Linked DNA regions of Homo sapiens: region 2 is linked to region 1. Evidence: chromatin contacts called from ENCODE Hi-C or POLR2A ChIA-PET data. All regions are on one chromosome and are shown on one strand. The core of a region is the stretch at or near the end of the contact, and the rest is flanking DNA. Distances in the headings are between cores, read along the strand shown. Region 1 overlaps ACAP2 (ArfGAP with coiled-coil, ankyrin repeat and PH domains 2). Region 2 overlaps ACAP2 (ArfGAP with coiled-coil, ankyrin repeat and PH domains 2).

What was found. Hi-C counts contacts between places; a loop is a spot of excess contacts on that map. ChIA-PET counts read pairs that join two places held with the same protein, here RNA polymerase II (POLR2A).
Region 2: a loop to region 1 is called in a map of IMR-90, with 2.0 times the contacts of the local background. The contact joins two enhancer-like sites. A Hi-C loop is called at or near these places in 3 of 168 maps with a recorded cell type or tissue (Calu3, IMR-90 and ovary). POLR2A ChIA-PET finds 5 or more read pairs at or near these places in 11 of 52 experiments (BJ, CD8-positive, alpha-beta T cell, GM12878 and 8 more).

Annotation. Positions count from the first base shown.
Region 1 is chr3:195,351,687-195,354,839 of GRCh38, reverse strand. All of the region lies in intron 4 of ACAP2 (ArfGAP with coiled-coil, ankyrin repeat and PH domains 2), which reads left to right. Among named protein-coding and RNA genes, the nearest start is that of XXYLT1, 82 kb to the right of the region's middle. Within about 2 kb of position 1,604, at least 3 of the 41 ENCODE cell types and tissues checked have a DNase peak (open chromatin) inside an H3K27ac peak, as active enhancers do.
Region 2 is chr3:195,392,662-195,395,814 of GRCh38, reverse strand. All of the region lies in intron 1 of ACAP2 (ArfGAP with coiled-coil, ankyrin repeat and PH domains 2), which reads left to right. Among named protein-coding and RNA genes, the nearest start is that of ACAP2, 49 kb to the left of the region's middle. RefSeq lists an enhancer at 972-1,061. Within about 2 kb of position 1,599, at least 2 of the 41 ENCODE cell types and tissues checked have a DNase peak (open chromatin) inside an H3K27ac peak, as active enhancers do.

The sequences.
Region 1 (3,153 bases), core at 355-2,854:
TTTCATGAAATACTTGACATTCTATTCAAGTGTATAGAAAATTTAATTTTGGTAATGTTACATTTTAAAGGCAGTAGTATCCAGGATATATGTATGGGCCAAGAGTTCACGATGAAGTTGCTAAGAGCAACTGCAACAAAAGCAAAAATTGACAAATGGGATCTAATTAAAGAGTTTCTGCACAATCAAAGAAACTGTCAGCAGAGTAAACAGACAACCTATAGAACGGGAGAAAATATTTGCAAACTATTCATCTGATAATGCTCTTATATCCAGAATTTATAAGGAACTTAAATTATAAAGAAAAACACAACCCCATTAAAAAGCAGGCAAAGGACATGAACAGACATTTCTCAAAAGAAGACATACATGTGGCTAACACTCATATAAAAAAAGCTCAACATCACTGATCATTGGAGAAGTGCAAATCAAAACCACAATGAGATATACCATCTCACATCAGCTGGGTGAGATACCATTGCTGGGTATATAACCATAGGAATATAGTTCTATTATAAAGACATATGTATGTGTATGTTCATTGCAGCACTATTCACAACAGCAAAGACGTGGAATCAACCTAAATGCCCATCAGTGGTAGACTGGATAAAGAAAATGCATACGTACATATACACTATGGAATACTATGCAGCCATAAAAAAGAATGAGATCATGTCCTTTGCAGGAACATGGATGGAGCTGGAGGCCATTATCCTTAGCAGACTAACACAGGAACAGAAAACCAAATACCACATGTTCTCATTTATAAGTGGGGGAGCTAAATGATGAGAACACATGGACACATACAGGGGAACCACACATACTGTGGCTTATTGGAGTGGGAGGGTAGGAGGAGGGAGAGGATCAGAAAAAATAACTAATGGATAGTAGGTGTAATACCTGGGTGATGAAATAATCTGTATAACAAATCCCTGTGACACCCGTTTACCTATGTAACAAACCTCCACATCCTGCACATGCACCCCTGAACCTAAAAGTTAAAAAAAAGTTGAAAAGCAGAAAAGAGAAAAATGTTCTGCTTTTCTCTTTGGAATATAATGATGTTTTTTTAACAACTTTATTAAGGAATAATTGACATAAACTGCATAGTTACAGCATACAATTTGATAACTTTTGAGATCCACACATCTCCATGAAATCGCTACAAATAATTTAGTGAATATAACAATCATGCTTTAAAAGTTTTTCTTTGCCACTTTGTAATTTCTGTTTCTCTCCCTTCTTCCCTCATTCCTAGTCTGTCGTGAATCTGCTATCATTATTGGTTTGTTTGCATTTTCTAGAATTGTATGTAAATGGACTTTTGTAGTCTAGTTTCTTCAGTGTTATTTTGAGGTCCAATTATATTGCATGTTTCAGTCCTTCATTCCCTTTTTATTGCTCAATACGATTGCATTGTATGGATTTATCACAAGTTTTAAAATCCATCTACCTGTGGATGGTTATATTAGCTATCTACTGCTGTATAACAGATTATTTGAAAACTTAGTGGCATGAAACAACATGCATGTATTATCTTACAGTTTCTGGGCCAGGAATTTGGGAGTGGCTTAGTTGGGTGACTCTGACTCAGGAATTTCATGAGATTGCCTCAGTCTCTGGTCCTCTGACCAAGGATCCTCTTTGCAGGGATGCTTGAGTGTCCTTATGACATGAAATCTGGTTACTGCTAAAACAAGTGATCCAAGAGCAGCATGGGCAAACAGGAAGCTCCAATGCCTTTTTTTTTTTTTTTTTTAAAGACAGAGTCTCACTCTGTCATCCAGGCTGGAGTGAATGGCATGACCTTGGCTCATTGCAACTTCCGCCTCCCAGGTTGAAGCGATTCTTGTGCCTCAGCCTCCTGAGTAGCTAGGATTACAGATGTGCGCCACCACACCCAGCTAATTTTGGTATTTTTAGTAGAGTTGGGGTTTCACCATGTTGGCCAGGCTGGTCTGGAACTCCTGACCTCAAGTGATCTGCCCGCCTCAGCCTCCCAAAGTGCTGAGACACTGCATCTGGCTGGAAGCTTCAATGCCTTTTATAACCTGGTCTCAGCAGTCACACATTGTTACTTTCTTCATGATACTGTTTGCTAGAAGTAAGTCACTCCATCTAGCCCACACTCAAAGAGCAAAGAATTGGGGCTGCTTTTGAAGAAAGCAGTGTTAAAGAATTTGTTGTCATATTTTAAAGCTACCGCAATGGACTTTGGGGTTGTTTTTAGGTTTTGGCTATTACAAATAAAAATGCTTATTAAAATACATGTAAAAATCTGTGTAGGCATATAGTTTTATTTCTTTATGTGAATAGCCAGGTGTAAAACGGCTAGTTTGTAAGATAGTGTTATGCTTAAATGTTTACTATTTTTAAAGTGAAGACTGTAAGCCATTGCTAAGAGAAAATAAGGAAATATTTAATTTCTTTTATTTATTGTTTATATTAATTTTTAATACAGTCACGCATCATTTAACAACAGTGAAACATTCTGAGAAATGTGTTGTTAGGTGATTTCTTCATTGTGTGAGTATCATAGAATGTACTTATCACAAACCTAGGCAGTGTAGCCTCCTACACACCTAGGCTACGTGGTGTAGTCTATTGCTTTTACGCTGCAAACCTATACAGCATGTTTCTGTAATGAATACGTTAGGCATTTGTAACATAATGGTAGATATTTGTGTATTTAAACATAGAAAAAGTACAGTACAGATACAGTACTATAATTTTATGGGACCACCGTTATATGTGCGGCCTGTCTTTGACCAAAATGTCATTATGCGGCACATGACTGTTTTACATTTCTTTAAAGTGTTAATATCTGTAAAGAAATTAAAACCTACACAAATGTTGTTTTGCAAAGTGGATTGTGCTATTTTACATCAGCAGTGTACAAGAGTGCAGGGGTTCCACATGCTCAGCAACACTTGGCATAGTCACTTTCTAAAATTGTTTATGGTTTTAATTTGCATTTCCTTATTAATAAGTAATGATGTTGAGCATTTTGTTTCTTTGCCATCTATGGATCTTCTTTGGTGAAGTGTCATCTTTTGTTCATTAAAAAAATGGATTTAGGCCGGGCATGGTGGCTCACGCCTGTAATCCCAGCACTTTGGGAGGCCGATGCGGGCGGATCACGGATCAGGAGAT
Region 2 (3,153 bases), core at 350-2,849, 41 kb before region 1:
TGCTAGAGCTAAGTCCAAATTTTATTTTCTTTTATGTATTTCATATATGAGAAAAGATTTTCATTCATGTTCTTATATTTGACATTCTTAATGGTCAGTAAACTTTCTGTAAAGGGCCAGATAGTAAATATTTTATGCTTTGTGGGCCATATGGTCTCTCTTGCAGCTACTCAACTACGCCATCATGGCGTGGAAGCTGCCATAGAGACTACGGAAGTGAATTAACTTGTCTCTGCTTCCGTAAAACTTTAGAGGAACAGAAATTTGAGTTTAATATAATTTTCATGCATCACAAAATATTATTTTTTAAAAATATTTTTCAGCCACTTAAAAATGTAAGAACTATTTTTAGCTTATAGACTTTGTAAAAACAGGTTATGGGTCAAACTTGCCTGTTGGGTAATTGTTTGCTGACCTTTGTGACTGTGCTCATTGTCTTCTCTTTTCTTCCCTTTCTCTTAACATCTATCTCCCTTATTACTTATTCTCTGTTTTGCTCATTTTGCTGCTCAGTCATATATTTTATTTCATTATTAATGTGTATATAACTTGATTTTTTTAAATTAAATTTTAAGCTATGGAGGGTAGGGGTCTATAATTTTGGCCTCTTTATTGCCTTGCATTTTTATAAAAGTTATGTGCTTCGTAAAAATTGGGGAGGATTGCAGAGAATTAATATCTATCATTTAATATTTTGAAAGATTGTTGGGTAAATTCTTTTATTTCACTTATTAGTTTTTTAAACATATGTCCCAGAATGGTTCTATCTCAATGAATAGAAGTCATCTATTCATCTGCGAATTGATTTTGTTCTTTGTGTCATGTACTGTGATTGATGATATGAACAGTCCTCATTTAGTCTTTACCACCCCCTACTTTAAAAAAAAAAAAAAAAAAGAGATGGAGTCTTGCCCTGTGGCCCAGGCAGGAGCGCAGTGGTGCAGTCATAGCTCACTGTAACTTGAAACTCCTGGGTTAAATAAAGCAATCCTCCGGGCTCAAGCAGTCCTCCTGCCTCAGAATCCACAGTAGCTGGGATTACAGCCACACACTATGTGCCTAGCTAACATTTTTTATTTGGAATTTTTTGAGAGACTGAGTCTTGCTTTGTTGTCCAAGCTGGTCTCAAACTCCTGGCCTGACGCTACTTTTTGTATTTTTAGTAGAGACTGGCTTTTGCTCTGTTGGCCAGGCTGGTCTAGAACTCCTGGCCTCAAGTGATCTGCCCAGCTCGGCTTCCCGAAGTGCTGGGATTACAGGCGTGAGCCACTGTGCCTTGCTGCTTACCTTTCTTTAAACATGTTGTTTTACAAAAGTGAATTAGTAGAATTGCACAGTGAAATAAGATTGGAGAAGTTACAAAAAGTTTATCCCAACCCATTTGTTTAGTAGAAACCAACGATTAAATCTCAAACTGGTCATTTCAACTAATTTGCTTGAAAGAAATGGAAGACTGAGTAAAGATAAATAAAGGTTAAAATGTAAATGAAGAGGGTATCTGACAATTAGCGTACTTAGTGAGTTTCTCCCTTGGCTCAACAAACATTTTGTTTGCGTGTCTGTACTGCTATGGGGAACTGAGACTAGTGAGCGAGGTGCACAGTGATAGAATGTGTGTGAGGTGCTGGAGGGGCACGGGAGGGTACGCCATTCAGCTTGAGTGGTTGAGGGGTTCCAGGAGGACCATGTCTTGGGGAGATGGTGTTTGGACTTCTTTTTCCCCTTTATTAGCTTTAAACGTTGCTTAGAAATGCATAGTTGCTGAAAATAGTTAAACAATCTAGAATTTAGTAAAAAGCGCAAATCCTTATTTATACTTTCTGCTATCAAATCCCCATTCTTCAGAGTTGTAGTTCGTAGACTGATAAATATGCTCCCAAATTGAGCTCATGCTATGCATATAATTTTGTAGCTTGCTTCCCCCCCCCCCAATATAATACTCTATCCTGTGCAGATTTCCATATCAGTAGATACAGATCAACCTCATTTAAAATCTTCTGCCTCACATAATGGTATGGATATATGGTAATTTATTTACATTATTTCCTATTGCTGCACATCTAGGTTTCTAACGCGTTACACTGAATATCCTCATACACATACATTTGTTCTCGTGTGTAAATTAAGTTTAAATGATGAGTAGGTGAAGGGACTGAGGACTGATGTGAATGAAAAATGTTTTCTAGGTTAAGGGGACAATGCATAGTTTGAAAAACGTTGCTGAAGCAAATGAGAAACTTTTAGTCAGGAAGAAGTATTTCTGTTTCTGTGCTACAGAGTGCAGCACCTTCCATTTTCTCCAGTCATATGCTAGAGCATCTCATTTTATCATAGGCATTTCTTTACTGAATAATTCAAAGTTATTTTCTTATTTTAGAGATTTAAACACTTCTTAAAAATAAATGTTACCCAGTGGAGAAGCAGAATCACAAGTCAATAAGATGATTATTCAGAGGTCACACAGAGGTGAAGTGGGAGTTCTGGAAATAGAGTTTTTTGTTTTATTTTGAGACAGTGGCACCTAGGCTGGAGTGCACTGAAGCGTCAACCTCCTAGGCCCAAGTGATCCTTCCACCTCAGCCTCCTGAGTAGCTGGGACTACAGGCGTGAGCCACCACGCCTGGCTCATCTTTTTATTTTTTGTAGAGACAGGGTCTTCCTGTGTTTCCTAGGCTGCTCTCGAACTCTTGGGTCCAAGCAGTCCTTCCCCTCAGCCTCCCAAAGTGCTGGGATTACAGGTGTGAGCCACCATGCTTGTTCTGGAAATAGTTTTCATCCTAGCTCTGTCTCCTGAGAATATCTTACTCAGTGTAAATCCCCCATTACTATCCAACTTAAAAATTTAGTTAAATCTTAAAATACCTACTTGAGAATTGCTAGTTTATCAAGTAGATATATGAAAATGGCATAAATGACTTAAAGTAGATGAATTACATTTTGTTATACATACTCTTGAGTGTAAAATGTTTTCATCCCCAAAACTTAGTTGCTGCTATTTTGTTTCAGACAAATTTCCAATTTTGAAATGTTGCCTTGTAGTGTGGTATGAAGTGCTAACTGTTATTATAATTGTATTCTCTTTTGTCAATAAGACAATATTTGGCTTATTTAGTTCTGCATTTTACATAATCTAACCTTTGCTAATTTTTCTGT